Linked DNA regions of Homo sapiens: region 1 is linked to region 2. Evidence: chromatin loops called from intact Hi-C (ENCODE). Cell type or tissue: heart left ventricle. All regions are shown on one strand. Links, peaks and the distances in the headings refer to the core of each region. The heading gives the core; the rest is flanking DNA.

Evidence for each region. Hi-C counts contacts between places; a loop is a spot of excess contacts. Peaks named below come from ENCODE experiments on the same cell type or tissue, not always from the same donor. Only the 100,000 strongest peaks of a DNase experiment are listed, where the experiment ranks them.
Region 1: a loop joins it to region 2, with 3 times the contacts of the local background. A loop is called at or near these places in 4 of 110 quality-filtered maps.

Annotation. Positions count from the first base shown.
Region 1 is chr1:67,867,995-67,884,684 of GRCh38, forward strand. The region is part of intron 1 of GNG12-AS1 (GNG12, DIRAS3 and WLS antisense RNA 1); the gene reads left to right. Among named protein-coding and RNA genes, the nearest start is that of GNG12, 43 kb to the left of the region's middle. In heart left ventricle, for the core only: no CTCF peak of the experiment used is centred there; no DNase peak of the experiment used is centred there.
Region 2 is chr1:67,937,800-67,954,489 of GRCh38, forward strand. The region is part of intron 1 of GNG12-AS1 (GNG12, DIRAS3 and WLS antisense RNA 1); the gene reads left to right. It overlaps LOC124900403 (a long non-coding RNA gene), which reads left to right and starts at 16,352. Exons shown (of 3, transcript XR_007066162.1): 1 at 16,352-16,690. In heart left ventricle, for the core only: no CTCF peak of the experiment used is centred there; a DNase peak (open chromatin) is centred at 9,472; H3K27ac peaks cover 1,719 bases.

The DNA of each region.
Region 1 (16,690 bases), core at 4,937-12,936, 70 kb before region 2:
AAGCAATGATTGTGATACTGTATGGCTGGGTTTATAAACTATGTAAGATGCCATATAGATGACAATAATAGCACAAAGGAAGAACACGGAAATAGAGCTATATTGCAGCAAAGTTGGCTATGTTTTAACAGGATTAAGTCACTGTTAACCTGAAATAAATTGTAATAAAATGGATATTGTAATCTCTAGAGCAGCCACTAAGAAAATAACTAAAAATATATAGTTAACAGGTGAGTTGATTTGCATAGGGTCACTACACCAAGCTAGTGCAAGTAAGACACTTTATCTACCTGCCTCAATTTCTCCATATGTCATTTCAGGACATTAATACCAGCCACACATCCTCACTGTTAGGCTCTGTCCTCCCATACTAGATTTTTCTTAAATTTTTGAAGTAAGCACCCAGCATACTGCAGACTGCTTGGTCTCTGGCCAAAGTTTAAAAAATCTGACATGGCTCATCAGTGAACTCTCAGTTCTTTCCTTCTCCAAGCAGGACATGGGCTTGGCTGTGCCTGCTGAAGTTGAAGGGCTCATCAGTGATATCAGGGAAGTTAGGTTTCTCTGGAGACAATGTGAGTATCCTGGGTTTTCCATCCTCTTTCAGAGCAATGAAACCTAGTAGAGACCTTGCATTATACTTCAATCAGCTGATCGTAGCCACTTGAATTTCCTGTGGGTTCTAGTTACTCATGAAATGAATTTTAGTACTATCCCATCTACCCCATACACATACACACTGTCCCCTGTCCCCACAGACTTCACCCTCTACCTCCAAATCTTATTCTCTGTAGTCCAACATATCAAAATCTGTTCCTCAGTGTCTTAGACTTCTCCACTAGCAAGATACTACTTGCGGTTTATTACTCTGTTTAGACTAAGAGTCTGATGCCAGAAGTCAAGGCTTCTGGACTAGCCTACTTCTCACTCATTATTATCTAGAATATAGGCCAGTGTTTCTGAGACTTTAATGTGTATATCAATCACCTGGGAACTTGTTAACTACGGATCCTGATTCAGTAGGTATAGGGAAAAGCCTGAGATTCTGCATTTCTAACATGGTCTTAGGAGATGGGGATGCTCTGCTGGACCATACTTTGTGTAGCTAGTTTCTAGACTAGAGCATAACTATGTTCTAACACCCTTCTTGGAGCTAATATTAACACAGCATTAGTTTGAGGGTACAAAAGATAAGAATGGAAAAGAGGATTCTAAACTATAAAAAGCAAAACATTTAAGTAGGGTTCATTTAACTTCAAAATGTAAAGTTTTAAAAAACTTTAATATTAATTCGTTTTGTTCTGTTGTGTCTGAGTTTTACTATAACCATGTTTACTCCTGTCTCTCTTTCAGCAGAATTAAATATTATACAGATTCATCTTGAAGCCCTTCCAAAGGAGTGTGTTGATTGAGATAACAAAAATAACATATTTATCCATCCAACCATCTGTGCAGCCATCTGTTTAACCATCCATTTCACCATCTCTCCATTCATCTACATTTCTAGGGTCCACTATGTTACAACTATGCTGTGAAGGATGTAGGTGTTAATGAGACAGTTCTTGCCCCCAAGGAATTTCATCTCTTATAGAAATGACACAATTCTTGGAATATATTCTCAAGGACAGTATTAATGTAAGGCCCTAAATGTTGTCAGAGTGCTAGTTAAGTACTTGGCTGTAAACTTGAGTCCATAAGATCATTCAACAATGCAAACAGTACCATCAATAAGGTAAACAAAACAGAATTTTATTTCCTGGATAATGAACTTACTCCTGTCTATTTTAATACAGGGTCAACTTGATTTTTTTTAAAAAAGTTGGAAGTGTAGCTTCTTCACTTTCAGCAAGACATATTCTTTTCTTTAGTGCAGGCAAAAATAAAGAGAATATGCAGAGATGTCTTAAGGAGGTAGGTATTACCAGCGTAGAGGCTGGTGTTGATTTGTTTGGGTCAGGAAGCTCTTTAGAGATGGCAAAAACTCTGAGATGTTTCCAGAGTACAGAGTAGACTCAGAACATTTTAAAGTTCATGTCACTTATTTTCTTCCAGAGAGGTTAAGTCAAATAATCTATTGAAAGCACATTCAGGATTTCTGCTCTCAGTCTCTTCCTCCCAGAAAAATCTGTGTAGTTTAGTAGCGTTTCTAGTAGTATTTTTTTTTTATTTTGTTCCCTTTCTTTGCTTTACATCTGCTATGATTACATTTATTTTATATGAAAACATTCTTTTATTTTGTTTTATTATTATTATACTTTAAATTTTAGGGTACATGTGCACAATGTGCAGGTTAGTTACATATGTATACATGTGCCATGCTGGTGTGCTGCACCCGTTAACTCGTCATTTAGCATTAGGTATATCTCCTAATGCTATCCCTCCCCCCCTCCCCCCACCCGTATTTTTTTTTTTAAGATTAGTCAAGTGCAGTAGTGAGAAGGGGGTCTACTAGTATTTTCATTAAGGCCAATTAATCCTAAAAACTCACACCATAGCAAGGATATGGAATCAACCTAAGTGTGCATCAATGGATAAATAAATAAAATGTGGTATATATACACAATGGAATACTATTTGGCCACAAAAAAGAATGAAATCTTGTCATTTGAAGCAACATGGATGGAACTGGAGACCACTGTGTTAGTGAAATAAACCAGAAACAGAAAGACTAGTATCACATGTTCTCACTCATATGCAGGAGCTAAAAAAGTGGATCTCGTGGAGGTAGAGAGTAGAATGATAGTTAAAAGAGGCTGTAAAGTGTGTGGATATGTGTGGGGGCATAAAGAGAGATTGGTTAATGGGTGAAAACATACAGTTAGCTAGAAGGAATAAGTTCTAATGTTTAATAGCAGAGTAGGGTGACTATAGTTAGCAATAATTCAAAATAGCTGGAAGCAAGGACTTGAAATGTTCCTAACACATAGATATGATAAATACTCAAGATGATGGAGATGCTAAACACTCTGATCATTACACATTCTGTGCATGTAAATAAAATATCACATGTACCTCGTGATATGGTTTGGCTGTGTCCCCACCCAAATCTCATATTGAACTGTAGTTTGTATAATCCCCACATGTCATGAGAGGGACCCAGTGGGAGGTAATTAAATCATGGGGGTGGTTACCTCCATGCTGTTCTCATGATAGTGAGTGAGTTCTTACAAGATCTGATGGTTTTATGAGGGGCTTTTCCTCCACTTCACTCTGCACTTCTCCTTGCTGCCACCATATGAAGAAGTATGTGTTTGCTTCCCCTTCCACCATGATTGTAAGTTTCCTGAGGCCTCCCAAGCCCAACGGAACTGTGAGTCAATTAAACCTCTTTCCTTTATAAATTACCCAGTCTTGGGTATGTCTTTATTAGCAGCATGAGAATGGACTAATATACCCCATAAATATGTACCAATGTGTATTAATAAAAAAATGAAAAGTTAATACACATTTGATGATATTGATCAACACCTTCTGACTTATCAATACTGCTCCCACAGGTCAGCTTCCCCATCACCATTCCTTCCTTTTCCTTCACACACACACACTTTCACCTGTTACAGGCTTGTACAAATTGGAAAGTCTTAGCTCTGCAAGTAACTTCAAAGGGACAGACAAAACTGTAAATAAATATACACTTCATCAAAACACCCATGATGGGGCAGAAGAAGAGACTAACACATACTGGAGGATATTCAATAGTTCTTACCTCTCTGCTCTGCCTGGCCAGCCCCTTCTCATATACCCTGTGACTTCTTTCCATGCTCAACCCCCTTCTCTCAACTCCTTGTTTGTTCCCACCATGGGGAGAGAAGTTAGTTTGAGTGGTCAGAGTTTGGGACTGTAGATTGAGCCATGTGGACTAGTGAGCAAGGTTACTGTACCTTAAAATGCATAGACTTCTTTTTCCCTCCTCCTTCTCACAGTTGGATGAATTAGCAGATTCTAGATGACTCTGTTGTCTTACCTTCTCTTCAACTGCCTATACCAGTTCTTCCTGCCTATCCCAGCCAAAGCAATAAGATGTTCAGATGGACATTTGGGGTCAAAGGGCCCATTGTAACCTTTACCAGGCATTGCATTTGGTGTTAACCTGCGTAAAACTAGTAATAAGTGGTATTTTGATTTTTATTTATTATTCCTTTCATGGACAGCTCCCCCAGGAACTCCAGTGGAAGGGAAGATAAGCAGAACAGGATTTGGGCATTCCTGGGTCTCTGGCCATGAAAATGATTCATATCCTATTCTAACCTTGCTAATGCTGGGGATAGAAAATAGAATAGTGTATCAGTTAGGGTTCAGTGCAGGAAAAAGAGCCACTTTAGGTATTTTATGCAAGATGTGATTTAATGCAGGAAATTAGCTGCTAGTAAAAGTCATTGGAAAGGTGGGAGGAGAAAAATCCTTACTCCAAGAATAACACAGCAACTCCTAACCCCTATGGAAGTTACCATCTCTGAAGCTACCCCTGGAAATTTTGAGTAGAAGTAGAAGAACTCACCACCCCATAGTCAAGACCTGCATTGCACAATCTGAATGACACCTTCAAGGATCAGAAAGCCAGATTAAGAAACTACAATCCCCACTGCCTCTATTGCCACTACTTTCTACACAACGAAGCTGGATAATAGACACTGCAACCTTGCTATAGAAATAGCTCCTGTCTCCAAGATAATGTTGGCCAGAAGAAAACCAGTCTAAAAGGGGCAGGGAAAAGGCCTCTACCTCATTTCTGCCTTCTGTATTTTGCACAAGTGCATCTATTTGGTGGGACAAAATTTGTATCTACACCCTAGGTGCAAAAACATCTGGAAATGCAGCTTTTAAGTTTTCCAGATTCTGCGGTGCGGACAGGCAATCTGAAGGAGAGAAAAAAAGGAAGTAAATGCAGGATAATGTGGATATGTTATTTTATACTTAAAAATATGTGCTTTATTTGTTTCATGCTCAAGAACAACCTAGAAAATAATCAACAGTATAAAGAATGTGATAAATATCAGATGATTTTTGTAAGTAATATAAATCTTCTAAAGCAACCTGAAGTCAAAAAGGAGTACTTACGAGAAGGGCATGGGAATATCTCCTGGAATAATGAGAAAATTTAGAAGGAGACAAGGGCAGCTACCTGGGTTCTTAATGGTCTTCCAATTCTTGTTTCAGGCTGCTGTGAGGTTCTGCCATTCATCTTGTCCTCTTCCTGGGACTGAGTGGATACTTGTGCCATTTTTCAAGATCAAGAATATGGAAAAAATGACTCCTTAGCTCTTCCTATCCCTGAGATTCCTCGACTTTGTAATCTATCAATTACACAATTCTCCAATGTTTAATAATTTTGAGCCTCAAGAAAGACATACATTTTGTAACTTCAAAAATCATGCTTACATAAAGCTCAATGTTTTAAAACCAGCCAAACAAAAAATAATATAGCAGAAGTCTGGGATGGGTGAGGAGGACAGTCAGATGGTCAGCTGAAAATATAATAATTCAGGACCAGAGAGATGGGCCTGGGAGCAGTTGGCACAGATGTGGTTGTTGGGGCCCACTGGGGCTTAAGGGAGTATTAGACCATATTTCTCTTTCTCTCTCTGAGTTAAGGACCAAGACAGAAATAAATACAAATACCAATAGATGGAGATCAATATATCTGTTTCAATAGTAACAAGGCTGGCTTAGATCTGTTGCCACAGTGGGGTTTCCTAAAGCTCTCTTCAGATTTAAAATTACTAAAGTTATTCCTGTTATTCCTCAGACCTACAGTTCAGTGTAGTATATAGAGAAGAGCAGAATTTGTGATTTCCACAGGCAGGCTGGTACAAAAAGAGAGAGGACAGGCCACATGGGAACCATGGACTTTAACATTTCAACCTCTCCCCTATAAGGGACTATGTAAAAATAGGAGTCAGATAAATTACTTCTCCCATGGGAGAAAGGAGGGGTTCATTCAGTAGGGTTCTTTCAATACTATTCTTTCTTGGGAATGGAAGTTCTTTATCCTGAAACATGAAGACAGGAGCATAACATTTCCTCTAATAGAACTGTAATCATTGATGTGAATATCTGGGAAACCAAGAATAGAAGAGGACAAAATAAAGAGTCTGGAGAAGTCTCCAAAATACACTAATACAAAACATTGACAGAACAAATGTGGTCAAAGAAGCAGGTGGAGAACCAGAAAGGAAAACAAAAACAAACAAACAAACAAACAAAAAACAATGTTCAAGAAATGAAGGGAAGAAAGAATTGAAGGAATGGAGGGAGTAGATGGTGGAAAGTGTGAGTTTCTATGGAAAACAGATGGTAAAGGATTAAGAAGCTTATGAGTTTAAAATCTTTAAATTTTAAAAAGAGCTGTATTGATGTATACTTGACATATAATAAACTGCACATGTTAATAGCACAAGTTTTAGCCTTGAGCAGGAGTAGGGACAATTCTTCCTCTGACACAGAAATGGAGGAAATGAGGGCTAGTTCTATAAACAAGTAAGTTGAAAGTCAAAAGGAGCAATATTAGAAGATTTGAGACTTGATGGTTTCTTTCCTAGTGAAAAGGTTGAATCATCAGATTGAAATGAGAAGCATTAAGTGTGGGATTAGAGGGGCTAAGGATATGTGGTAGAGACTTTTTGAGGCTTAACCCAAATACGTTATCTTCTTCATCCCTTGTAAGAGCCTTGATTTTGTTTAGGTTGGCAACAAGCATGGTTAAAAGACTGCATTTCCCAGCTTTTCTTACAACAAAATGTCATGTGATTAAGTTACAGCCAGTGGGATGTCAACAGAAGTGCTGTATGGGACTTGCGAGAAGGCTTCTTAAGTGGAGATAACTCAGCTTTCAGTGTGCCCTACTTGCTCTGTTATTATTTCACCTTCTTGCTGTCTAGAATGTGAAAATGATGACTGGTGCACTGGCAGCCATTTTGGATCATGAGATCATCTTGAGGATAGAAGCCATCTGCTGAGAATGACAGAGCAAAAATATACTAGGTTCTGATGATTTTGTGGTACCTGTATAGCACACTTGGATTGTCAGCCTCTGAATTTCTTTCAACCTGATTGAGAAATAAACTTTTAGCATATCTGGACCACTGTTATTTGGGTTTCAGTGATATGTACTCAAATACAATCCTAGCTGAAATATGACCATGTTAAAGTTATGGTGAGTGGAAAAGGGAACTTACTAGGGTCCAGTGAAGGGATTCATGAGCTGAGGCTTCAGCTGACAAAGTCATGAATCTGCAAGGTATGTGCTTTTCTCTACTCTTGGCAGTCAGGGATCAGAGGCAGAGGCACAGGCTTGCTGGATTCCCGAAGGGTTCAGAGCCATTCAAGCAGATGGAGCAGAGTGATAGTTGAGAGAGGAACTGCAGAAACAGTTGTCAATGGGTTTGAAGAATTTGATCTTGGGATCCAGGTTGGACAGGAAAGAAAGTGAAGCCAGATGAGGAGTGAGGTCCTGAGAATACTGAATCCTTGAAGGTTTGGGGACGGTTTTATGGTCTACAGGTAAAATTTCATGACATTGTGGTGAGGCTGGGAGATTTTGAAGTCTAATATTTTTGTGGTGAAATCAAGGCAACGGTAATGCTGAGGCCTGGGTGTGGCCATGGGAGTCAGGAGATGGCTGCAGTGGAATGGAGATGAAGCTATTGGCATAAAGCAGGGCCAGAAGATGCGGGCCTTGTCTGAATGGAGGATGACTGTTCATAAAAATGACACAGTGGGATATCAATTTGAAATCCGTTAAAGTAACTGACACCAAGAGGAACAACAGCTTCAGCTCTAATCTCAAAGCAGGCAGGTCTCATGGAAAGATTTTGGGAAGAAGTTCAAAATAGACTGATGGGTGATTTAAACAGGGCAGCTAGAGGGCATGGTAAGCGGAAGGCATTAACCACCCCCTCAACAAAAATCCAATGACTGAATCTCCAATTAAGCAAACGGAGCCGAAAGATGTCTAGCCAAACATCCCTAAGGTGGACAGCGACTTTGCGAAAGGCACCAGCAAATTACATTTCACATTTTCTGTTCAGCCATTTTCTGAAACACAAACAATATTTCAATTAGTGTCACAAAGAAAGGTTCATTCCTGTTAAAATAAGTGATTCTTCTATAGCTTTCAGGGATATGATGCTGAAGAAGAAAAGTACAGACCTGGAACAGTAATGCTGTGTGTGTTTTTGGAGAAATCATCATTGGTTTTGTATTGATTTGTGCAAAAGAAAGTGTAATTTAATGAAATACATAATGTTCTCAGCCAGGATAACACATCAGCCTGGAAATGGGGAAAAAATAGCTAGTAGATTAAATTCTACAGATGATGGCTAAATAAGTGAGCTGTGCTTCTAGAGTGGTGGCCATTAACCTTTCCATCATGAGGACACCATGTCTCAGTGTAACATGGGGATAACAGTGAGTTCTATTATCAGACTACCTGACTTTGAATCCCTGCCCTTTTGGATATTAACTAGGGGTCCCTGGGCAAGTTATCTAATCTCTACATGTCTCAGTTTCCTTATCTATAGAAGAAGAATAATAAGTCAGTCACCTTAGTGAATTGTAGAGAGTAAGTGCTCAGCTACACATCACCTATATCTATATATCTATATCTACGTAAACATTTTATAGATTCTAAGATGAGAATAGTTGTATATTAGGATCTCTAGACTGAGAAAATATGTATAATATCTACTTCTGGTTAGATGTAAAAATAGGAACCTTCTATACCCATGGTAACTCCAGGATCAAACAAAGATCATAGGTATGAACGGGACTACCAAAGAGTAAATGTAAGGAAGCCTTGATGAACTGACTTCAACAGAGAAGCGTTCTTCACCGGCAAGCAGGGAGCTACAGGGGTTTCCAGGTGGCGAACTCTGGATCTGGGTATGAGTGGGAAGAAAGAAAGTTGACAAAGATCAAAAGACTTTGCTGGGGAGAAGAGACATCCATCAAGCTACTGGTGATGGTGGGGCAAGTATGACACTGGACTCTGAAAGTGCCCTGAATGATCAGCCGGATGCTTCTCCTCAACCCCTACCTGAATTGCTACTAATACGGCACTGGCAGAACTGAAAACCAGAAGGAATTCATGGATTATTTCCATGGTTCCTGGAACCAGGAGACTGCAGTCATTGAATCCAAGGATGGAACTGAAACCCAGCCACCCTGGCTCAAATGCTAATAAAAGCAAAGAAGTTAGGTAGCTGCTGCTGCAGCTACAGCACAACTAGGGACTGGGCTAACTAAGGTAAGCTCAATCTTAATAAAGCTGAGGCCTATCCCAGTGAAACGTGATGCTGAGTGAATACTGGATGCTCACTTCCTCACCTTAGCTACCAGACATAGGAAAGAGCTTGCACGCACTAGAAAAAAAATCAAATCTTACAATCTCCACTATATTTTTATATACAATAAAAAATAAGACATGTGGAGAAAAAAACCAAAATGGTCAGTAGCAGACCCATAGATGATCCACATGTTAGAACTAGCAGAGAAGAATTTCAAACAACCTTTATGAATATGTTTAATGAACTATAGGAAAAAGAAGGAAAGAATGGGTGAACAGATGAGTAGTCTCAGCAGAAAGTGGACACTGTGAAGAAAGCCAAATGAAAATTCTAGAACTAGAGATACACTCTTTGAGAGAAAAAATAAATCGGATTTGTTTAACAGCAGAATGGGAACTGCAAAAGAAAGGATCGGTGAACTTAAGGAAAGTAAGTAGAAATTATTCAAAATGAATAATGGCCAAAACTTTTTCCAACTTTTATTATGGAAAACATTAATCATCAAATCCACGAATCTCACCCCCTGCAGGATAAATACAGAGAAAGTCATACTTACGTGCACCATAGTCAGATTGTTAAAATATAAGCATAAAGAGAAAATTCCAAATGAATTCAGAGAACATTCCAGGGAACAATAAGAATTATAGCAGACTTATTAAAAATGATGTCTACCAGAATGATGTATTTAAAGCACTACAAATACAATAAAGTAAGGAAAACAGTCAAAAGATTGGAAAAGAAAAAATAAAACTATATTCACAAATGACATGATTGTGTACATAGAATATACAAAGGAATCTACAAAAAGCTCTCACTATTGAATCTATTAAGTGAATTCAGCAAGGTAGCAGAATACAAGGTTAATATATAAAATTAAATGAATCTCACACAATTAGAAATAAAATATGCCATTTGTAATATCAATATATTTATAATAATACTAAATATTAAAAGAAACATGTATAAAACTAAATACTAAATCCTAAATAATACTAAATATTAAAAGAAACGTGTGCAAAACCTGTATAATAGAAACTATAAAACATTACCGAGGGAAATTAAAGAAGACCTAAATAAATGGCAGTAAAATAGTAGATGGGAAATCAAAGAGGGAGATTCTGGGTGAAGGAATTTTCCAATTAGAGTCAGCATCTATCCTAGGGACATTTCAGAAATTCTTCAGGAATTGTGAAGTTTTCAATAGAGTGCTTCAGAGCTGGGGAACACAGACAGGGACCCTCAATGACTCATAAGACCACGAATTCTGTTATACTTCTAGCCTCAGTCCCATATTCTCATTTCAGAGTAAAGACTAGAACTAATGGATTTTGAATTTATAAGCCGTTGAGAGTGGATGATCCATCCATTCATCCAACCAACTATTGAACATGTACTTCCTGTTTCCTTTGGAGTCATTTGAAGAAGGGAGCTGAAAAGAGCTTAGCTTATGTCTACCCCAGCATCATCACTGGCCATGACTTCTAGTAGTGTAAAACTTAAGGTTTCCTGAAGGGCTGTGACCAAAAATTTGTCTCTTCTGCTCTATGTCATTTCTTTTTCTTTTTCTTTTTTTTTTTTTTTTGAGACGGAGTCTCGCTGTTGCCCAGGCTGGAGTGCAGTGGCGCGATCTCGGCTCACTGCAGGCTCCGCCTCCTGGGTTCATGCCATTCTCCTGCCTCAGCCTCCCGAATAGCTGGGACTACAGGCGCCCGCCACCTCGCCCGGCTAATTTTTTGTGTTTTTAGTAGAGACGGATTTTCACCGTGTTAGGCAGGATGGTCTCGATCTCCTGACCTCGTGATCTGCCCGCCTCGGCCTCCCAAAGTCCTGGGATTACAGGCGTGAGCCACCGCGCCCGGCCTCTGTGTCATTTCTGAAAGCTGACACTGTACCATTGAGATTTGACTCTGTTGGGTCAAGGTATTGTTCCCTGCTAGTAAATAAGTTTTCCTATCATGATTAATATACTGATTTTACATTAATAACTAAAGTCTACTTATATAATTTTGCAGTATACTGAGAGCACTGATCTTCACAGGAAAACTCAGCATATTAGGAATACTTGTTTTAATATTTAAATCTATTTAAAACTGAATATTATTTTTGAATAGTTAATGACTTCCTATGGTTCATAATTTGGAAGTTCAAAATGATATATAGTAAAAATTCTCTCTCATTATTATAGACACTGTAGCTTTTCTCAGGGATTAGCAATGTGTTACTGGTTTTTTGTGTTTACCTCCAAACATATTCTATGCATTTAACAGTACGTAGATGTTCCTTTCTTTCTTTTTTTCTTTTTTCCTTCCTTCCTTCCTTCCTTCCTTCCTTCCTTCCTTCCTTCCTTCCTTCCTTCCTTCCTCTCTCTCCCTTTCCCTTTCTCTCTTTCTCTTTCTTTCTTTCTTCTCCCTTCCTTCTTTCTTTCTTCTTTCTTTCCTTCTTCTCTTTCTTTCTTTCTTTCTTGCCTTCCTTCCTTCCTTTCTCCCTTTCTTCCTTCCTTCTCTCTTCTGTCTTTCTCCTTCCTTCCTTCTTTTTCCCTCCCTTCCTTCCTTTTTTTCTTGCTTTCTTCCTTTCTCTATCTTTTTTTTTTTTTTTTTACAAAAATTGAGCATTTTTTCTGTACCCCTTTCTAAAAAAATTAACAATACTTTCTTGGAGATCATTTCACAGTATTACACAAATAACCTCCTCAACTTTACTAAAACAGCTTTCACATGCATTATCTCACTGAAAATGGCTGGACATGGATTAGGCATGATTTCCTCTTTTTTCCCTTGTGTGACAAACTTAACCTGCTGATGCACAGTGAAGAAGTGCCAGAGCTAGGACTAGGACACAGGCCTTCCAATTCCATGTCCATTGTTCATGTCTTATCTGTGATATCAGCCTGTCTGTGAAATTGATGTGAGGATTCAATGCTTTCTCTATAATGAGCCACCTGGATGTTTACATTTAGTGGCACCGTTGCCCTAGCCCAGTGTCTAACTAAATATAATTGCTCTGTAAATGTTTGTTGTGTGGAATAGGATTGGCTAATTCATAACCCTGGGTGATGATTCACTTTTTATCATCAATCTCTCGTGTTTCCTAGGAGATATATCCTTATCATATGTGGTGACAGAAATGCTGGGCACGGATGCAAATACAAAATGTTCTGGTCCCAGCCAAGTGCAAATTGGAAAAATTTAAACAGTCCTCCAGCTAGCACACTGGTGAGTCAGATAGCACCTTTCTGCCCTGCAAGGCCTCCAGTCTGTAAATCTGAGAAGCAGAAATAGCATCTTTAGTCTCCTGATTTTTCCCTCTTGTGATTCCCATATTTATTGGACAGAAAAGCATGAACTGGGTAAACTGTGCTTTGTTTATAAACCCTCATTTTTAGGAATCTGCAAAACGTGCTTGTTTCCTTGGAAAGTGATTATAGAAATTCACGCCCTAGTTGTGAGCTTGTGCAAATATGTGTAGTAAGAGGAGTGACTCTCATGTTTAGTGTGAACATATGCTTCTACATGATTAAAGAAGCCCAAGCAATGATTGTAAGTATCCTATTTCACTCAGTTTTCTGCATGTGATGGGTAAGGGAGCCTTCTCACTCAGATTATACTTGATTAGGTTCCCTACTTGGGCAACTTTTTTTTTCCCTTCAGCAGTTTTTACTGATAATTGAGGGGTACAAGTGCATATTAGAAAACCAAGTGGGGGGCCAGCCCAGTGGCTCACGCTTATAATCCCAGCACTTTGGGAGGCTGAGGAGGGCAGATCACTTGAGGTCAGGGGTTCGAGACCAGCCTGCCCAATATGACAAAACCCTGTCTCTACTAAAAATATAAAAATTAGCTGAGCATGGTGGCACGCACCTGTCATCCAGGCTACTGGGGAGGCTGAGGCATGAGAATCACTTAAACCCGGGAGGTGGAGGTTGCAGTGAGCTGAGATTTGCACCACTGTACTCCAGCCTGGGTGACAGAGTGAGACACTATCTCAAAAAACAAAAAACAAAAAACAGAAAAAAAACAAGTGGGGAAAACTTGAGCACCCTATTTGAGCCATGGGTTACCTAATTTCCAAGCAAGTAATTTTACATTATTAATTTTTAACTTAATTCCAGAGGACACACTTTGAATAATTCATTACTTCAAAATTATTTGAGGCTTGGTTTATGATCCAGTTTACAAACAATTTTGATCATCCTCAAAACAACATTATGAGATATATGTTATTAAAGACCCATTTTAAGCATAAGGAAACTAGCACTAGAGGGGTAAGAAACTTGTTCAAGGTTGAGTTGAAATTTGAATTCAGGCATTCTGGATCTTAAGTCCATCCTCTTGAACACTGTGCCGTAATGCCTCCACCCACGAGAGGGGAAAACGGGCAGATTCTTAAAAAGGCACTGTGTCTAAAATCTTACGAAATCTGCTTTGAATAAAGGCCTTTACTTAGCACAGTTGAAACATAATGAACCCATTTTCAGCGTTGTATAATGGGAGGGAGGTATACACATACATTGGTGCTTGTTCGTATATTGAGAAGGATAGGTCCATGTGGGGTATGTCCACTTGTCCAGGGATCTTCATGTGAAGGAACTTAATTTAAGAAAAGAGGCCATTGAAAGAGGCAGGCTTGGATATGGACAAATGATCCCTATTGGGGGATACTTACAATAGGGCGTATCTTACTTACTCTTCTGTGGGTTCTTGCTTTTGCTCCAGGAATTTTTGCCCAAGACCTGGAAAGGGGAGTGGAAACAAGAATAGAGTTGCCTTGGAGGTAAGGAGTATTTTTCCACCTGGCTTGAAGTGGCCACATTTCAGAAGGATAGAATCATGGAAGACTAGTCAGTGAGCTGGACCTGGGTTACCTCCCAGGAGCTGCAACATAGATCCTAGTGATCCTTGGAGTCACCAGCAGGTGTGTAAGAGATACACCCATTTGGACTTCAGTTGTGTACTCCAGGAGGAGAAGGGTGCCAAGCCAGCAATGGCAGAAAAGCACAGTGATCCAGAGACCTAGGATCTGAGCAGAAGGGAGTATCTGCTTAAGTCCCCTAAAAGTCCTCTAAGCTTGGAAATCACAGGTAGAGCCAGAGAACTACTGCTTGGTTACATGTCCCTACTTCCTCTCTAGGCTGATAAGGCCTGGGAGATATGACATGCATGTTGTTCTTTCTATGGTAAGCAAAGCATCAAACTCTTGCCAAGGAGGAAGGAGAAAAGCAATACAGTGTAAAACACAATTTATGCTTTTCAACACAAATTTGTGGTGTAAGATGTTGTAATCTATTTGTAATATAAGATAACAATATTGTAAACTCACCTAATTCTCAAAATTCATTCTTACTTGCTACTGGGAGTACAATTTATGAGGGTGGTTTATGGTAATGTACTTAATTGTCTTTATATTTTCAGTCTTCAGCTTAAAGATTGTGAGTATTTAACACAATGCTTAGGATCATGGTGTTCTTATGATGGTACCAGAACATTCATTCAGTGTTGTGTAATAGGAGGGAAGTATACACATACAAATTAAGAAATAATCTAGATGCCTTTAAATACCTTACATACAATTCATGTGGAAAGGTTGCAAATCACCACTTGATTCCTTGTATTTTTCTTAAGATTCTTTATAGTTCACAAATTGCCTGATTTGATCTTCAGAACAACCTTAGGTATGGCAGCTCTCAATATTTTCATTTTTCTTATGGAGAAATTGAAATCCAAAGAGGTAAAATGGCATATCCAAGGTCATATAGAGGGGAGTAGAACTGGATCTGAACTCCGTTCTTCTGAATTTAATTCCAAAGTTTTTTCATTTTGCCTCACGTTCCCTGACCATCTATCCATCCATCCATCCATCCATCCATCCATCCATCCATCCATCCATCTTTTCATTATCAATTCATTCAACGAAAATTTTTGAGTGCCTATTATGAGCCAGGCATTGTACTAGGTACTGACTCATAGAAATATGAGTCAGTCATAGATCCTGTTCCCAGGGACTTTTTAATATAATAGGGATATCAGCTATGGGGCTGAGTAATTCTAAATGGAGACAGAAAGTAGTAAGTACTATGAGTGAATCAGAATGCCCCACAGGAATTCTGGTGCCAGAGGGATAACTTAGAACTGGAGACAAATGAGTAAGGGCTGGAACAGGAGGGATTTATGTGGGAGGGGGCCATCTTATAGGGATGCTATGTGTAGAGACAAATCCTTTGAAATTAATAGGCTGGGAGAATGGCCCAAGCTTAACCTGAAATGACTCTTAAGCACAAGTAAAGAAGAAAAGAGAGTGAACATATCTAAGATGGAACAGAAAAGGAAGAGTTTTAGCCAGTGACATGACCTTTTAAAAGAATATGCACAGACTTTAAAGTTCTGAACCAAAGGGAGAGAAACTGAAAAGTGGAGGAAGAGACTTAAAAGTAGGAGGATCCAGAGGCACAGTTTTTCTAGACGCAGTGGGTATTTTCTGCTCAACCTGAATACTTGGAGCATCTTGTGGGTAAGAGCAACATAAAATCTTGATATAGCTGCTTCTACAACAGGTTGAAGAGAATCAAAATCAACACATATACAGCAGAGGTAGAACAGCTAAGAAACTTGGAAACCCCAGCTTTTGGAAGTGGGTCCAACTGTTATGAGTGTTAGGGTAGCAGTTGTGAGCAGAGTGAGTGAGTTTTAGAAACAGATCACCCAGGGATTCTCAGTGTTTAGATGTGGTTTGCATATTTAATGTGAAATATATATCTTATAAAACATTTTCTGTTAAGCTGTATTTTAGTATGATGTTGTGATGGTTGTTTGCTCTGTATGTGTGATTTTTTTTTTTTTTTTTTTGAGACATGGTCTTGCTCTGTCACCCAGGCTGAAGTGCAGTGATGAGATCATAGCTCACTGCAGCCTCAACCTTCTGGGCTCAAGTGATCCTCCCACCTCGGCCTCCTGAGTAGCTGGGACCACAGGCACGTGCCACCACCCCCAGCTGCTTTTTAAATTTTTTGTAGAGACGAGGTCTCACTTTGTTGCTCACACTGGTCCTTCAGCTTCTGGGCTCAAGCAATCCTTCGGCCTCGGCCTCCCAAAGGGTTACAGTCATGAGCTACCATTCCCAGTTGATATTTTTTATTGTGGTAAGAAAAGAAAGTAGGGAATATTTCCATGAGGAATTATCCCATGAAACTAATTGTCTCAAGGAATTAATCTAAAAACTGCCCTGACTTAAGGTAACATGTACCTTATCAAAGGTCCCAAGTCACACCTACTAGTTCAGGAATTAGGTGAGATCAACCCCAAAAGGACCAAATGATAATATTTCCACCCTTCGATTCAACCAGGGGGTTTGTGTACAGAGAGAAAATGTGGCTAAATTTGTGTATTCCTTCCTAGATTATAAAAGCCTACAAA
Region 2 (16,690 bases), core at 4,837-12,836:
CCTGTCTCGGCTGCTTGAGCCGGCCGCCCCCACACACAGCTGCGTGGCTGGCTCACCCCTGCCTTCAGGATCACCAGCTTAACTCTTTCTCTCTCTGGGCATGAGCAAGCTGAGCTGTGTCCTGGCTCCTTCCTGTCCTTCTGCAAGGCGGAAAGCTTTGGCTCTCTCTCTTTCTCTGGGCGTCAGTGCACCCGTCATGTTAAGCCATGTTGAGCAGAGCCAAGCCCCAAAAGCCCCATGCACAGTGTCAGCAGGACAGTTATACCTTTTACAGACAATAGTGATGTAGGGCCAAGGGATGGCCTTCCCATGTTATGGCTACATGGCTGTGGTAACAAGTGGAGTTATATGCCTGCACTCTAAACTCGGTAAGTCATACAGGATATCAACATCCTACCGTGGCCTATCCTTGACCAAAGCACCGCCATGCTCCTTATAAAAGGTATATCTGTCTGCTTTAGGGCTGTTGGATGCCAGGTCCCAGAGGAACTTTTTTCTGAGACTGTGCTTATGGAGCCCAAGAAGGACAAGGAGGAAAGTCTGGGCTTTAGCAAGACAGGAGTGAAGGAGCAATCCCCATGGAGAAGGGCTAGGTCCCGGAGGCGGCTTAGAGAATGGGGTGGAACATCATGCCTGCCTAGCTTATGAAGGCCCCAAATGAGAAGGGATAGCTATTGTCAAGGGACTAAGTTTCTAGGTTTCCCTGGACACACATTCTTGACAACAGTTTGTTGGGCATAAAGAAGACCAGCTTCAGACAGACCTACGCTTCCATCTGAGCTTGGTTGTTTACAGCTGCACTAGGTTGAAAGCATCTGCCTTGGAACCTGCGGATGTGACCTTATTTGGAAATAGGGTCCCTACAGGTGCATCAAATTAAGATGAGGTCACACAGGACTAGGGTGTGCCCTGATCCAATGACCGGTGTCCTTAGAAATGAGGGAAATTTGGACACAGAGATGGTGCTGGGGTTGGGGGGTGACCATGTGAAGACAGAGGCAGAGGTTGGAGTTATGCCACTATAACCAAGATATACCCAGGATTGCTGGCAACTGTGGACAGTTAGAAGGGACAAGGAAGGATTCTTCCCTGGATGTTTCTGAGAGGTTGGCCCTGCTGACACCTTGATTTTAAACTTGTAGCCTCCAGAACTGTGAGAATAAATTTGAATTGTTTTCAGTAGCCCAGTTTGTGGTATACTGTTTTTCTTTTTTTCTTAATTGAAACAAATATACTATGTGATGAAAATTTCTCTGAGCCTCAGTTTCTTCCTTTACAAACTGGAGATAAAAGCGGACACATGTAATAGGGTTCTCTAAGGCCCCTGGTTCAATAAATGTGAGTTCCCTTCAAGGAGATGCAGAGGGAAGGGGTGCCTCACAGTGAGCCTGCCCATGACCCTGTGCTACTCTCAGGGCTGTGTGAACAGCCAGCAGCTCCTGAGAAAATTAGCTGTGGTCTGCTGATGTGAACATTTTTCTCTTTTCACTGCTGTGGCTCCCTTCTGGCTCTTTCTTTCCAGAGAAAGCTGTCTGGGGTCCCAAATTGCTCCTGGAAGCCAGGCCGGTTTTAGCTGATGCTAAATGGATTGCTGCCCATAGGAGAGCTGCTGTCTGATGTCAGAGACGGCTGGGCACTAATTAAGGGGTTACTGTGTTTACAGGAAGAGGGGGAAATAAATGTGAAGACTGCAGTGCTTCACTGCTGTTTTAATAGGGCAGAGGCCAACTATGACACCTTTTATCTGAGAGGGTGGCAGTTCGGGCTGCTCACAGCCACTCAGGTCCCTCAAGTGTCTGCGGCAAGCAAGGCCTGAGGCCCAAGAGGGGTGGTCTCTCTCACTTTCTCTGTTCCCTCAGCTCCTCATCTTTTCCCCATTTTACTTTGTTATAGGAGGAGGAAACAAGAAGTGAGGGAACGTCTGGCTGGTTAAATAGATACACTTAGAAAGAAGCCACGTTTCCAGTCTTTAGCCTGGCTGCTCCTGATCCCCTGCAATACTGCTGTTGATATTTGGAACTGATAAATCAGTTTTTCTAAACAGGTCCTACGAGACTGCTTGGATTTTGGAGGGACAGGAAATTAAAGAGCCTTGGGGGTGAGGCAGGGTGGGCTATCAGCCTGCTCTCCCACACTGTCCCCTTGCCAGACAGCAGCTATGATAGGAGAAAGCAAATGGAGGGACAGAGGAGAAAGCTTGAGCAGATATTTGGCCAAATATCATCGCCAAAGATCCAGGCCGGCCCCATCCAGGACTGACAACTGTGACACAGGAACTGATTGGCCAGAGTTTCTAGTTTAAAGCTGGCTGCAAATCAGAATCTCATTTCTTTCTGCCAGACTCTCAGCCAGGAGCTTAATTAGCTAGAAGGGTCAAAAGGACTGAACTTCCACACTGTAATCCTGACCTATAGTTCCTAACTCTGGAAGCCTTTTGGGGTACTCCAGCCCTGGATATCTAACAAAGAGCTTCAGGTTCAAAGGGACATGGGACAAGGAGGACTGGGAGGCATGCTGGGGGTGTGGGAGGTGCCACCCCCAGGGAAAAGCAGCTGCCAGCAGGACACAGTCCTTGCAAAGGGCTCTGACTAGGAAAGCAACCTGGTGGCTTGTTTACATTCAACTGAAATCAGACTAAAAAATTAATTGCAGCAAGGTTCCCAAAAATGTTTCTACTTTTTTCCATGAAGGAGGACTGAAAGCTCAGCAAGAATTAAAATGGTATCTCTTATAGCTACCACTTATTAAGTGCTCTTCACAGCTGCAAGTCTGCATACACTTTGTATATTCCTTACAAGAATCCTGCAATGTATGTGTGATTATTCCTACTGGATAGATGAGGAAACTGAGCTCAAAGATGGTAATTAAGGTGGTCAAGAGCACACAATAAGTACGTGGAAGAGCCTGGAATCAAATTTAATCTTTTTCTATGACCCCTATGCTTTCTGCTCTCTCAGTGTTCTAGTTATCTATTGCTGCATAATAAGCCACCCCCAAAGTCGGTGGAGTCAGTCAGCAACCATTTTATTATGTTCATGCTTCTGTGGGGAAGGATTTAGGCAGTGCACTCATCTCTGCTTCACAATGACTGGGGCCTTAGCTGGGGTGGCCCCAAGAACTAGGAGAGCTAGCTCAACTAGGGCCGTCTGTCAAGGGCTTCAGTTATACTTTCTGCTGAGTTCCTCCATTTTTCCTCACATTGCATCTGCTGATGTCCAAAGTGGTACCCTCACATATCAGGTGCTTGGATTTAAATGGCTGGAACAGCATCTCTTTCTCTGTCTACCAAGCCTCTCCACATGGCTAGCTTGGGCTTCCACATATCAGGAGGGTCTTAGGATAGTCAGACTTTTTACATGGTGACTGGCTTTCCCCAGACCAACCAAAAGAGACAGAAATTAGAAGCTTCCAGTTTCTTAACTACTGACACCAGCAACAGGCACAGTATCACTTTTGCTGTATCACATTGAACAAATGAGCCACAGAGCCTGTCAGAGTGATAGCTTGTCAGACTCACGGCCACAGAGCCTGTCAGATTCCCTTAGATGCGCTGTGAACATCACCTCTGCTCTTTACCAGGCACCCTGCAATGAAGGAGCTTTTCACTCAAATTACGGTGTTTTGCCGATAATGATAATGATTCAATTTTGTCTCAATTTTTAGATTTACAAATAGCTTCCAGCTATTTCTCTGATATGAGCTTCACAATAGGTCTTTAAGACAAGCAGAACAGATTGTACTACCCTCACTTTAAGGAAACCAAGCTTTCAAACAGCAAAAAGGCCCACCAGGTTATATGGAGGGTAAACTCCCAGCCCACCTGACTCCATGAAGCTCGGCTAGCTGCGGTTAAGAGCTCTCTCTGCCGTACCCCTGCTCTGTTAATGTGCTCTAATTTGCTGTATATTATTATTCTGCAGCTCTTAAGAAAACTCATTTCCAGAGGGCTTTCAAATTAATAGCTCTGTTAATAAAACATAGGGCTAGAAATAACTTTATTTCACTGATTTTAATGATGAAGAAAGACGTGTTTTACTTCTACTGAAGTTAAACATCTATTTTTTTAGTTGAAGTAAAATTCACATGACATAAAATTAACCACGTTAAAGTGTGCATTTCCGTGGCATTTAGTACATTCAGAGTGTTGTGCAACCATCCTCTCCATCTAGTTCCAAAACATTCTCATCATCCCAAAGGCCCAGTGTTTTACAAAACAAAATTTATATAATATTCACCTTCTACTTAGAACAAAATGCTTTGTAGATAATTATTAATGTTTGGTTCTATTAAAATAAAATAAGCTCAGTCTTTGGACTCAGGCTAACTTAGATTTAAATCACAGCTCTTCAGTTTTCTAACCATGTGACTTTCAGCAAGGTATTTAGCTAAGCCTGGTTTCTCATTCCTCATACGAAGAAATAATGATGTCTACTTAGATGGGAAATTGTGGGGACCAGTGAGATAATGGACTTCAAGCACCTCTTACAGTGCCTAGTTCTTAGTGTTTGCTTAAGTGAAGGTAGGTGTTATTCATAGTATTAATGACCAGAAATGTGTTATAGGACCTTTGGAAAACCATCATAGCCCTCTGGGCCTCAGATCCCCAAGTGGAAACTGAAAGTATGGCCCTAAACAACTTCTAAGCTCTGATATTTAAGATGATGAAATATCTTGCAGGTTTATTCTCCATTCCAATGTTTAAAAAGCCTCCTGCCAATTTCCTGTTTTCCCCACCCCTGACACACACACACACACACACACACACACACCACATACACACAAAAAATCCTATTTCCATCCTCATTCTGATGACTTTATTTTTAACAGCTTTATTGAAGTATACTTGACAACAAAAAACTGCATGTATTTTACATATTTGACATATGTATAAACCTATAAAAGCATCACCATAATTTTGATAATGAGGATCTTGCTATCCCTGCAGGTTTCTTGTGACCCCTTTGTAATAGTCTCTCCCATCTCTCCCCACTCCTCAGTTAATAGATTGTTGTGATGTGCTCATATTTGTCATTTTTGTTGTCCAACATTTGCAGAGACATGGGTTCCATAGGGCAGGACTATGTATATTTTGCTTATTGTTGTATCCCTAGCAACTGTACAATACAAGAAAACAGAGGTTGCTCAACAAATATTTGTTAAATAAATGAATAACCCCTCTGTTCCTTTACTTTTGATGCAGTGATACTTTAGCTTTTTTCTCTGTCTGCTGTGGTGATCAATGCCTAGACAGGAGGGAGCTCTAGGGGCTGGCATGGTTGGGAAAGTTTCACAAAGGGAGAAAATTGCTTTGAGGCTCTGATGATGAAAAGGGTTTGTTGAGGAAGGCAAAGCTAATGGCTTAAGCACAGGCCAGGAAGGAATCTGGGAAAGATGCAAAAGTAAGGATTGGATCAGAGGTAATATAGTGACTGACATAGCTGACAAGTGGCAAGGATTAGACCCCTGGAAGTGAGGGAAACTGAAGCCTTTCTGAAATAGGAAAACAAAAATAAAAACAAAGCAAGAGCTGCTGGTACCTTGGCTGGGAGTCATAAGATATTAGAATTGGCATGGAGATTCAAGATTAGACAAATACCCTTATAATGCAAATGGAAAAGATGAAGTCCAGAGAAGTGAAATGAATTTCTCCAGGTCCCATAGTAGACTAGTGGGAGAATCAGGAAGAATCCAGTTTCTTATTGCCCACTGGGCTTCATTCATTCATCTTTTAATGCTTATTTATTTAATTAATTGATTGAGCTCTGACAATATGCAAGTACTATGCTAGGCACTGGGATTACAGAGATCAAACATCGTTTCTGGGCTGGGCATGGTAGCTCATGCCTGGAATCCCAGCACTTTGGGAGGCCGAGGCAGGCGGATCACTTGAGGTCAGAAGTTCGAGACCTGACTAGCCAACATGGTAAAGCTCCAGCTCTACTAAAAATACAAAAGTTAGCCAGGCTTGGCGGCGCACACCTGTAATCCCAGCTACTTGGGAGGCTGAGGCAGGAGAATTGCTTGAACTTGGGAGGCGGAGGTTGCAGTGAGCCGAGATCATGCCACTGCACTCCAGCCTGGGCCACAGAGTGAGACTCCATCTCAAAAACAACAACAACAACAAAACTATATATAGTTCCTTTGAATGAGCTCATGATGTAGTGAAAAAAGGGTTAATTATACACTGTTTAAAATACAATGCGATTGATAATCATAGGTAGAGCCCAATGTTTTCGTGAGGAACCATGGATTCACCAAGAAGGTCTTCTCAGGGAGGGATGTCTGAACTGTGTTGCAGGGTGAATAGGAAGGAACAACAAGTAGTAGAGAGAGAACATTTAGAGCATTAGAAAGAGCACATGCCAAGAAACCCAAAATACATTGGAGAACTTCCACTGATTCAAGATGATAGCAGGCCGCCGGGTGTGGTGTCTCAAGCCTGTAATATCAGCACTTTAGGCGGGCAGATCATCTGAGGTCAGGAGTTTGCGATCAGCCTGGCCAACCTGGTGAAACCCTGTCTCTGCTAAAATACAAAAAAAAAATAGCTTGGTGTGGTGGCGGGCACCTGTAATCCCAACTACTCAGGAGGCTGAGGCAGGAGAATCGCTGGAACCCAGCAGGTGGAGGCTGCAGTCAGCCGAGATTGCCTCATTGCACTCCAGCCTGGAGGTTGCAGTGGGCCGAGATCCCGCCACTGCACTCCAGCCTGGGTGACAGAGTGAGACTCTGTCTCAAAAAAAAAAAAAAAAAAAAAAAAAGATGATGATGGAGGGGAGGCTGAGTACAGTCTAGCCATGAAGGGCCCTATACATTAAGGAGTTTGACCTTTTCTCTTAAAGCCATGGAAAATCTTTGAAGGATTTTGCTTGAGGGCTATGATGGGATTTGCCTTTAAGGAAGTTTGCTGGTTCAGGAGCATGAGGAAGAGTGGAGGCAGTCATGCTGGAAGTTGGGGGAGAGAGGTGGTGGAATCATACCTCCATGGAATGATCTTTCTGAAATGCACATCTGACCAGTCACTTCCCTGTTTAAATTTTCCAGCAGCTCCCTGTTCTCTATAAAAGCCAGTCCAATCTGGGGCTTGACCCACAAGCCATTTCATAATCCTAGCCTCACTGACTTTTCTAGAATTTTCTACTGCTTCTTACCCATGGCCTCCTTCCCTATGCCCCCTTATCCTAAGACCCAGCTCTACTGCTATTTACTGTTCTACTAAAGTACCAAGACTTTTTAGTCTTCCATGCCTTTGCACTTGCTCTTCCCTCTTTCTAGAATGATCACATCTGTCTTTTCTGCTGGCAGAACCTTCTTATTGCCTTCTCCAAGGCTCCATTCAAGTGTCTTCTCCCCTGAGAAGCCCCTTCTGACTGCGTTAGGAAGATTTCACCACTGTTTAGGTAATGTTCCCATTTAATCTAGTTTCTGTCTTAGTAAAAAGCATTTGCAATGCTATAGTGTAATTGTGTACATGTCAACTTATTAGATTGGAAGCTTCTTGAGGTCAAGGATATTTTCATCTCTGGAATCCCCAAGCTTCCTGGGCTTTACCCCCAGGCCAGTGAATGGGTCTCTGGGGTGCCTAGGCATCTGAATTTTTAACAAGTGCCCCTCAAATGATTGAAGGAAGGGACCAGGACCTGATGGGTATTATAGGAGGACACCCATATAAGATCCTGACTCTCCCCGCCCCATCTGAATTCTGTCCCACCAAAATTCATACATTGAAGTGTCAACCTCTGAGTACCCCAGCATTTGACTATATTTGGATAGGACCTTTCAAGAGGTGATTAAGTTGAAATGAAATCTTTAGGGTGGGCTCCAATTCAACCTGACAGGTGTTCTTATAATAAGAGAAAATGTGGACACATACAAAGAGACACCAGGGTTGCACCCATAAATGAAAGACCATATGAGGACACAGTGAGAAGGCAGCCATGTGAAGGCCGGGGAGAAAGGCCACAGAAGGAACCAACCCTGCCAACAATTTGATCTTGGATTTTCCAGCCTCCAGAACTATAGGAAAAGAAATTGCAGTTGTTTAAGGTACCCAGTCTGTGGTACTTTATCATAGCAGCCCTGGCGAACTAATACACCATTGCAGCTCTGTCCCACAGGCTGGAATGCTTGGGATTTGCTCTGTATCTGCTCAAGACAGTCATTTTCTGATACACAGTGGGAGTTATTAGTTTCCTCAAGATGTGTTGCTTATAAGGGAATTCGTTTTGAGAGACATATCTAGGACTGCTGGGCTGCAGAGAGAGTGAGGGTACTTTAGCCATTCAGTCATGCATTTTCTCCTCCTCCCCAGCTACACTCAGAGGATATAAAAAAACCATCTGGCAGATGAGGGCCCTGGCGGTTACCATGGTGAGGCAGAGCAGAGCCGGGGAGACTGGGGTATGTATCGCTGTCCCTGACACTTGAGCCCAGTGAAATGTCAGCCTGGCTTGCGTTCATTTTGGATAATATTTTTATCTGACTTTTTTTCCCCCAGCTAAGTTATTTAAAAGACTTGTGTAGGTCCAGTTCTGATCACTGGATGTTTTCACCTACAGAAAAAGCTCTTTGAGAATAAGGACTAAATGCCTTCCTATTTTATTCCCTCTTTCTGGCGTCTTGTCTACCCCTCCCGCTATCCCCCACATTCCCTGCAGAATTAAACCAGTGTCTATTACTGAGTTGATATTCAAGAAGTATTTGATAGGTTGAGTTGAATTAATTAACCTTTGGAGAAACTCTTGTTTTCATGTTTGCTTCTGATTTTTAAAGCCACTGACAATTACCTTCACTGGGAGTGTCTAGTTAATTCAAGTGGCAAGTTCCAGTATGTGATATATAGCTGCCATCAGGGTTGAGACCTGTGAGCAAGGTGCAGGGGTGCCAGGAATTTAGTACAAGACAAAACCTGAGTGTCAGGGCTCTATACTCAGTTGGACTTGGGTTTGAATTCTGGGTCTGTTGTCAACTCCTTATGTGACATGGGGACAGAGACTTCATTTCCCTGGCCTCCTTCATTGTCTTCAAAATGGGGATCCTAATCATACCTGCTTCCTGGGGTGCCTGTGAGGCTTAATAGAGATAGTGTGACTAAAGCTTTGTATCTGGCATCAATGAGTGGTCCATAAACTATAGCCATTATTGTAATACTATTAAAAGTTTTTATTTCAGTTCTGCCCTTAATTCTGTGAATTTTGGTACTTGTTTCCCAATCTCTAACATTTCTGGAAATGTTCTGTCTCAGTAAGGTAATGTCTGGGGGCAGGTGTGGACAGCCACAGACCTCTACCTCCTCTCAGGCCATCCATAGGTTCTCTTCGATAATCATAGGGTGTCTGAGGCTTCTAGTGGCAGAAATGTCTGGGGAGGGCGATTGGCTGAGCATGGAGAGGTTTCCGAGGGTAGGAACCTGACAGCCAGGAGAGGACCAACTCAGACCAGCTTGGCCCAGACTCAGGAGGCTGCAGCCGCCAGCAGGGCTGTGTAGGGAGGGTGGCCTCATTGGCATGCAGTACCCAGGCTCTAGGAAGTATGAGCCCGTCAGGGGGTAGCGAACAGCAACGGGTGTTGTGGAAACAGCTGGCTTTGCCCCACTGTGATTCTAGTCCACTTTTTCTTTCCTTCCTTTTATTCTAAATCTTAAAGAGAACTACCATATGATCCAACAGTTTCACTACTGGGTAAATAACCAAAGGAAATGAAACTAGCATATTGAAGAGATATCTGCCTCCTCATGTCTCTTGCAGCACTATTCACAATAGCCAAGATATGAAATCAACTGAAATGTCCATCAACAGCAATCCTTATCCTGTTTTCTCCCCTTATGTTTATTTCCAAAAGAGCAAAGGCTTGACTGCAGCTTCGTGTAATTGCTTCTAAATCATAATGGATCTATTTTCCTTTTTGCCAAGATTGAACCATGGTAAATTTGTAATGATTTACTTACAAATAGAGCCACAGGATTGATTATAATTCAAGCTCTTTCATTCTTTAGCTATGTGGCCTTAAGCAAGTTACTAATTTTTGCATTGTCTGTGAGCCTTGATTTTTTCCTGCCAAACCTCATTCCTCCAGTCTTTTGCATCTCCAAAAAAGGTGCCACCATCAATCTATTTGCTCAAGTAAGAAGCCTAGGTACCATTTTGAATTCCTTTCTTCCTTACTCCAACTACCATCCAATTCACTAGCGATTCTTACTGATTCCACCACTGAAATACAGGATATCTCAAAACCATGTAGTTCTCCCGCCTCCACCATCACCTGGAAGAGGCCACCAGCATCTCTTGCCTTAACTTTAACACCCTCCTCACCAGTTGCTTGCTACTGTCTTTGTCCTTCCTCCACTTATAATATGTCTATCTCAATGCCAGCCAGAGTGATCTTGTTAGAATGTAAATTAGACTATGGACTGCCTCTGCTTACAATCCTTCAACCTTTCCACTGCATTCAGAAAAAAATCCAAACTCCTTGTCACGGTCTATGTATCTCTGCTGACCTTTGCAGCTTCTTTCTTGTCCATTCCCTTCTTTGCTTTCTACATTCCTGGCATGTGAGTTGTCTCACATTTTCCCAGATGTTTCTAGTTTCTATTGCCTCAGAGTCCTTACACACTCCAATTCCTCTGCCTGCATCAGTGGACCATCCACTTTTCACATTCAAGGGTCTTTCTTATACTTCAGGGCTCTGCTTAAAATTTACCTCCCAGAAAGACCTTTCTCCATTTCCCCCATGCAATCCAGAGTAGGGCCCCTTCTCCTCCCCCGGCTTTTCTCTATATTTGTGACCAGTTAGTTTCCCTTAGAGCACCTATCCCCATTTGTCATCGTTCTCTGTTGTTTTTTTGTTTGTGCTTTCCAGTGGAATATGACCCTAATGAACTACAGACCCTGCTGAGTGCCTACTGGAATGACTGCAAATACATAGGAGGTGTCCAGTAAAAGAAAAGAAAAGGAAAGGAAAGAAAAGAAAAGCCTCTTAGCTTCCTTTCCTTAACCTAACAGATTTAAACCTTCCCTGCCTTCCTTTGGTTGAGCTTCACCACATACCTTTAGACTTGCTTTAAGGAATACATTCCTGCTAAAGAGATTCATTGAATTTCTACCATGTGTCAAGCATGGTGCTAATAAATGTGATAAATCTGGAAGGAGAAGGCATTCTGGTATAGCAGAGAGAGGAGCTTGGCTTAGGAGTCTGAAAGACCCGGATACTGCCAGCTCCTCTCAACCAGCACACCACTGGTAAAATGTTACTTTTCTTGGCCTCATCCCCTCAAAAACAAAATCCAAATCTTAGATGTCCTGCTTACAGGTCCCCACAGGAACATTCCCATACCCTAACATTTATCATAGTAAGTAATAATCTGCTTACCCTTCTTTATTTTCTACTAAACTCTCGAGGATTATTCATCTTGCTCACTATCTCCCTCACCCCCTTTTACACATGCTGTATTGGAAGGCTTAAAATTTCTGGAGCTGCCTTGAAATCTTTGAGCCTCACAGAGTCCTGGAGGCCTAACTTTGTGTCCCCCTCCTCTTGTCAGATGTGCCCCTTGCCCTGCACCCAGTAGGGAAGATTCTTCTATCAGCCAGCTCAGTTGCATTAACCTGGCCCTCAACCTAAAATAACAGGTTTCACCTCCCTACCAGCCCATGGAATTATTCAAACAACAAAGTACACCCTCCCACAGGAATCAGGGGCCACCTCACCCCCTTGTCACAACACAGCCTGCCTCCCAAAGCCCTGTTTGTTCATTCTGTTGAGTATAACCCCTGTGTGGTCCTGCAGGGTATGCAGTGCCTTCTACCCCAGGCTGTCAGTATATGTGACTAATGAACTGCTGTCAATCGCATGGGTCCAACGTCAGGTGTTGTGTGCTTGGCTATTCTCAGAGTCTTAGGGCAACACTCCCTCTTTCACCAGCGGGGCAAAGAGGAGGCAACAAAACACTCATATCCTCACATGCCTGCACTAACATACACACAACAAGAAGTATGATAGTGATGTAGGCAAAAAATAGTAACCCCCATAGGTTTGCAGATGAAACAGACTCCTGTTACAAAAGGCAGCTTAACAAGAGAAAAACAACTAGAAGCTTATTAACATTCATATGTCACATATATGTGAGAGATACCCAGAGAATGAGTAGTTCTTGAAGAAGTGGCTTTGAATTCCAGCTTAAGTAGCATTTTCAAAAAACAGTACATTTTTAGAGAAGTGACAAGACAAAGGAAAAGGGCTTTGAATCTCTACAGCTGGCAATGTGCGGAAAGGTAAACAAATGGCAGATAAAGGCTGGTTTGTAAAGCTTGTTAATATAAATCCCTCCGGTATCATTTCCAGGTGGTGAAGGTCTAAAGCTGTCTTCAGTGGTTAACCTGTGTTCACCCTGGTGGAGAGGGGACAAGGTATCTTTTGCCTTTGTAAATCTATGTTTTGCTTTTAAGCAAGTGGAGGGAGGGCAGAGAGCTCTATCATCCTGGAGGAAGCATCTGACAGACTCCTGCCTTGGGATGACACACTCTTAGCCACAGCTTTCAAAGCCCTCCTGAGTCCTCGACAGACACTGCAAATTGATCATGGTACTCTTTCCTGCTGCACCTGGACTTTGCCCCAGAATCATTCTCCACTTGCTGAATGTAGTCATAAGAGATAAAGCCTATTTCTCACTCGGCCCCAAACTTCCCGTGATCAGTGTCCTGTGATGAAGGAAACTCTGCGGCTTATAACTACATTTGTAGCGCTCAGCTCTGCATCCCACTCCCAGTACCGGGGCTCAGATCATCCAAGCTTCTTACTGGAGAAGAATCTCACTCTAGGAAATTTTTAATGTTTTCAATGTCATTGGTCATACATCTCAATTTTTCCGTACCTTAATGGCTTCTTTCACAGACTCTCAGCAATGCCATACCATCTTTCTGTTCCTCTGCTGGTTCTAAACTGGGTTAGACTCACATGGAAACAAGCAAATATAATTGTAAATTCATAATTATGTGATGTGGTAGAGAGAACTCAAGGTTTACAGTCAAGGTAGACTTCCCTGCCTCATCCTTGTTGAGCTGTGTGACTGCAGGCAAATCATTTGTACATCTCTATATCTTGGTTTTCTCATTTGCCAAGTGAGGACAATAATAATATCTGTCCTCCCAATATCATGTATCATTACATATGTAACATTAATATAACATATAATGTTACAAAGTAGCATAAATGAATAACATTTAAAAAGTTAAACCTCCAAGGTGTTTAAAAGCAGCATACGGGTATTTCTTGCCACTGCAAGAAAAAATCTGCCACTTTTCTCCAGGGTGGCTGAATAAATAGGGCAGCTTTTCCAGAGAGGCAGCCATAGTAGACATTCCATTATGCTACTGCATATTCAACTAGAGTATAAAATGTGAGCCCTCAGCCTGGAGGTGTTAATGAGTTGCCACTTAGAAGGACCAGGGAAGCAAATTAAGTGCATATGCATAAAGCAGTCAGAACTGCCAGCCCTCCATGCTGTCTGGAAACTGAGCTGCTCAGGCCCTCATCCTCTGTTCATCTCATCCCCTGATTTAGCAGCTGTAGTTGGTGGACCAGGTTCATGTGAATAAGACCATTGGCTTTTCTGCCTCCACTTCCCAGAACCATCTCACTCCAGACCCTGTCTAAACTAGTGAAGTTGAACACATCCAGTACTTGGGCTCATCATCAGAGAGATGGAGGTGGGTTGGTCACCAAGAGGTAGGATGCCCACTTCATTGTTGCTGAAAAACATGCTTTAAAAGCTTCCTAAGATTAATGATAGTTACTTTTCTCTTTTAAGTTATTTTTTCCTATATGGTTTCTGTTTTCTACAAATTCCCTGTTTCACTGTTGATTAGTTTTGGTCTGCATCATTTAGGTAGAGTCTTTCTTCAAGTATCTGCCAATCTTGGGCTGTCAGCATGTATTTAAGAGAAGGATATTAAAAAGCCAACCAGAGACTTGAAAGAGCATGAGTGGGGCTGGGGGCTTCATGGCAGAAGGGTCACAATCAGCAACATCAGTATCTCTGTGTCTTTTCTCTTTGACTGGTTAGGTTACTCAAAGAAGGCTGTTCTTTGAGTCTCCCATCCCCAGCTCCATATCTAGCCTGGAGACTGCCAGCCTTCTGAGGACCTGGTGGAGAAGGGAATAAGGAGTCCTTAGAATTCAATATGTAGATTTTCATCAAACCTTACTGTTTCCAGTACATTATCCCTGCCCTACACCCAGAATGGGGGCTAGATGGCCACCAATCCAGAGTCCATTTGGTTCACTGTCTCCAGAGAGTCAGTTTCTGTATTCTGTTTCAAGGAAAGGGGCACTTGTCAGCTTTGAGAAGCAATAGAGGTTATCCAGGAGTCTAAGTGCACTGTAAATAGATTTCCAACCGATCTTGTGGTTTTCAGCCCCCACTTCTGTCCCATCTCCTCACACTTTCACAGATCCCTGATGCTGCCAATTATGGAGTCCTGGATCTCTAAGGTCCCTATCAGCTTGCTTTTGGCCTCCCTCACTGCTGGCTGAGGATTCAATGTTCTGAGGTTGCTGAGTCAGTTGCCCTTTATCCTTTTGTCTTCCAGCTTCAAAGATTTTTTTTTTTTTGCTTTTTTTTCCCTCTCATGTTCTCAAAGGTTTATACCTTTAAAAGAAAATCCCTTTCAAAATATTTTTAATGGGACTGAAGGATCAGAAGAAAGACACATGTGTTCAATCTACCATCATTAACCAAAAGAGAGAAAATACCAACACAAAAAAAAGACATAGAGCACATGTGACGTGTGTATCTTGGCAAGATGCTGCTGCCAGGGATTCAGAGCCAAAAGGAGAGCCCAGGTTTCTTATATCACCTGTTTTCCTTAATGCAATCCCACAAAGTAGTACTATTTTCCATATTTATTAAGAAGGAACAAGTAATAATAAGAATTAGTATTATTGACTCTCTAGTATGACCAGCTGTATGTCTTTTAGGGCTTCCCTACAAAATACCACTGACTGAGTGGGCCTTAACAACAGAAATTTATTTTCTCACAGTTTTGGAGGTTCAAAGTCCAAGATCAAGGTGTTGACAAGCTTGGTTTCTCTTGAGGCCTCTCTCTTTGGCTTGCAGACGGCCATCTTCTACTGTGTCTTCATATGATCTTTTCTTGGTGCACAAGTATTTCTGGTGGTTCTCCTTCTGATAAGGACAGCAGTCATACTGGATTGGGGTCTCACCCATGTGATCTAATTTAACCTTAATTACTCCCTTAAAGACCTTAACTCCAAGTACAGTCAAATTCTGAGGTATAGGGGGTTAAAGACTCTAACATATGAATTTTGGGCAACACACAATTCAGTCCAGAACTAATCTGGTCATTTTATTTCCATTTCTTCATTTATTTCTCACAATCAGCCGAGGGTTAAGTATTATTATTATTATTATTGTTATTATTATATATGAGGAAACTTCTGTTTAGAGAACTTAACTAACTCTTAGACTGCACAGCTAGAAAGAGATTATGTATTTTGTTTTCTATTGCTGCTGCAACAAATTATCACAGTCTTAGTGGCTTAAAATTACACAAGTGTATTATCTTACAGTTATGTAGTTCAGAAGTCTGAAATGGGTCTTACTGGGCTAAAGTCAAGGGGCCAGAAGGCCGCATTCCTCTCTGAAGGCCCTCAGGAACAATCTGTCTCCTTGCCCTTTCCAGCTTCTAGAGATTGCTCGTGTTTCTTGACTCAAGGTTCCTTCCTCCATCTTCAAAGCCAATGCCAGCAGGTCAAATTCATCTCACATTGCATCACTCTGACCTTTTCTGCTTCTCTTTGTGATTATAATAATATATTGCTAATATGTTATTTATAACTATTAATAATATATGATATAATATTGTAATTTAAGGACCTTTGTGATTATAATAGGCACACCAGTGTAATGCAAGGTAACTCCCTATCTTAAGGTCAGCTGGTTAGCTACCTTAATCCTCTTTTGTCATATAACAGAATCATCTTATGTTGGTATTAAATTGTATGTTTCTTTTTCTTTCTTTCTTTCTTTCTTTCTTTCTTTCTCTTTCTTTTTTTTTTTTTTTTTTTTTTTTTTGAGTTGGCGTCTCGCTCTGTCACCAGGCTGGAGTGCAGTGGCACAATCTCGGCTCGCTGCAACCTCTGCCTCCTGGGTCCAAGTGATTCTCCTGGCTCAGCCTCCTGAGTAGCTGGGACTACAGGTGCCTGCCACCATGCCCAGCTAATTTTTGTATTTTTAGTAGAGATGGGATTTCATCATGTTGGCCAGGATGGCCTCTATCTCTTGACCTTGTGATCCACCCCTCTCAGCTTCCCAAAGTGTTGGGATTACAGGCGTGAGCCACCGTGCCTGGCCCAAATTGTGTGTTTCTTAACGTAAACATTGGGAGGGAGTTTGTCCTAATGGAAAGAGGACCAATATCAGAGTTGGGGTATCTGTGCTCTACTTTTGATCTTTTTCAAGACATATTATTTTATATATATTCTGTATCTTTTTGGATTGTGTACTATCTTCCTATAGCAATGGTCCTCAACTGTGGTGATTTTGTCTCCTAGAGGACAATTAGCAATGTTTGCAGAGATTTTTTATTATTACAACTGGGGGAGAAGGAAGGTGCTACTGGTATCTTGTTTGTAGAGGCCAAGGATGTTGTTCAACACACTAAGATGCATGGAT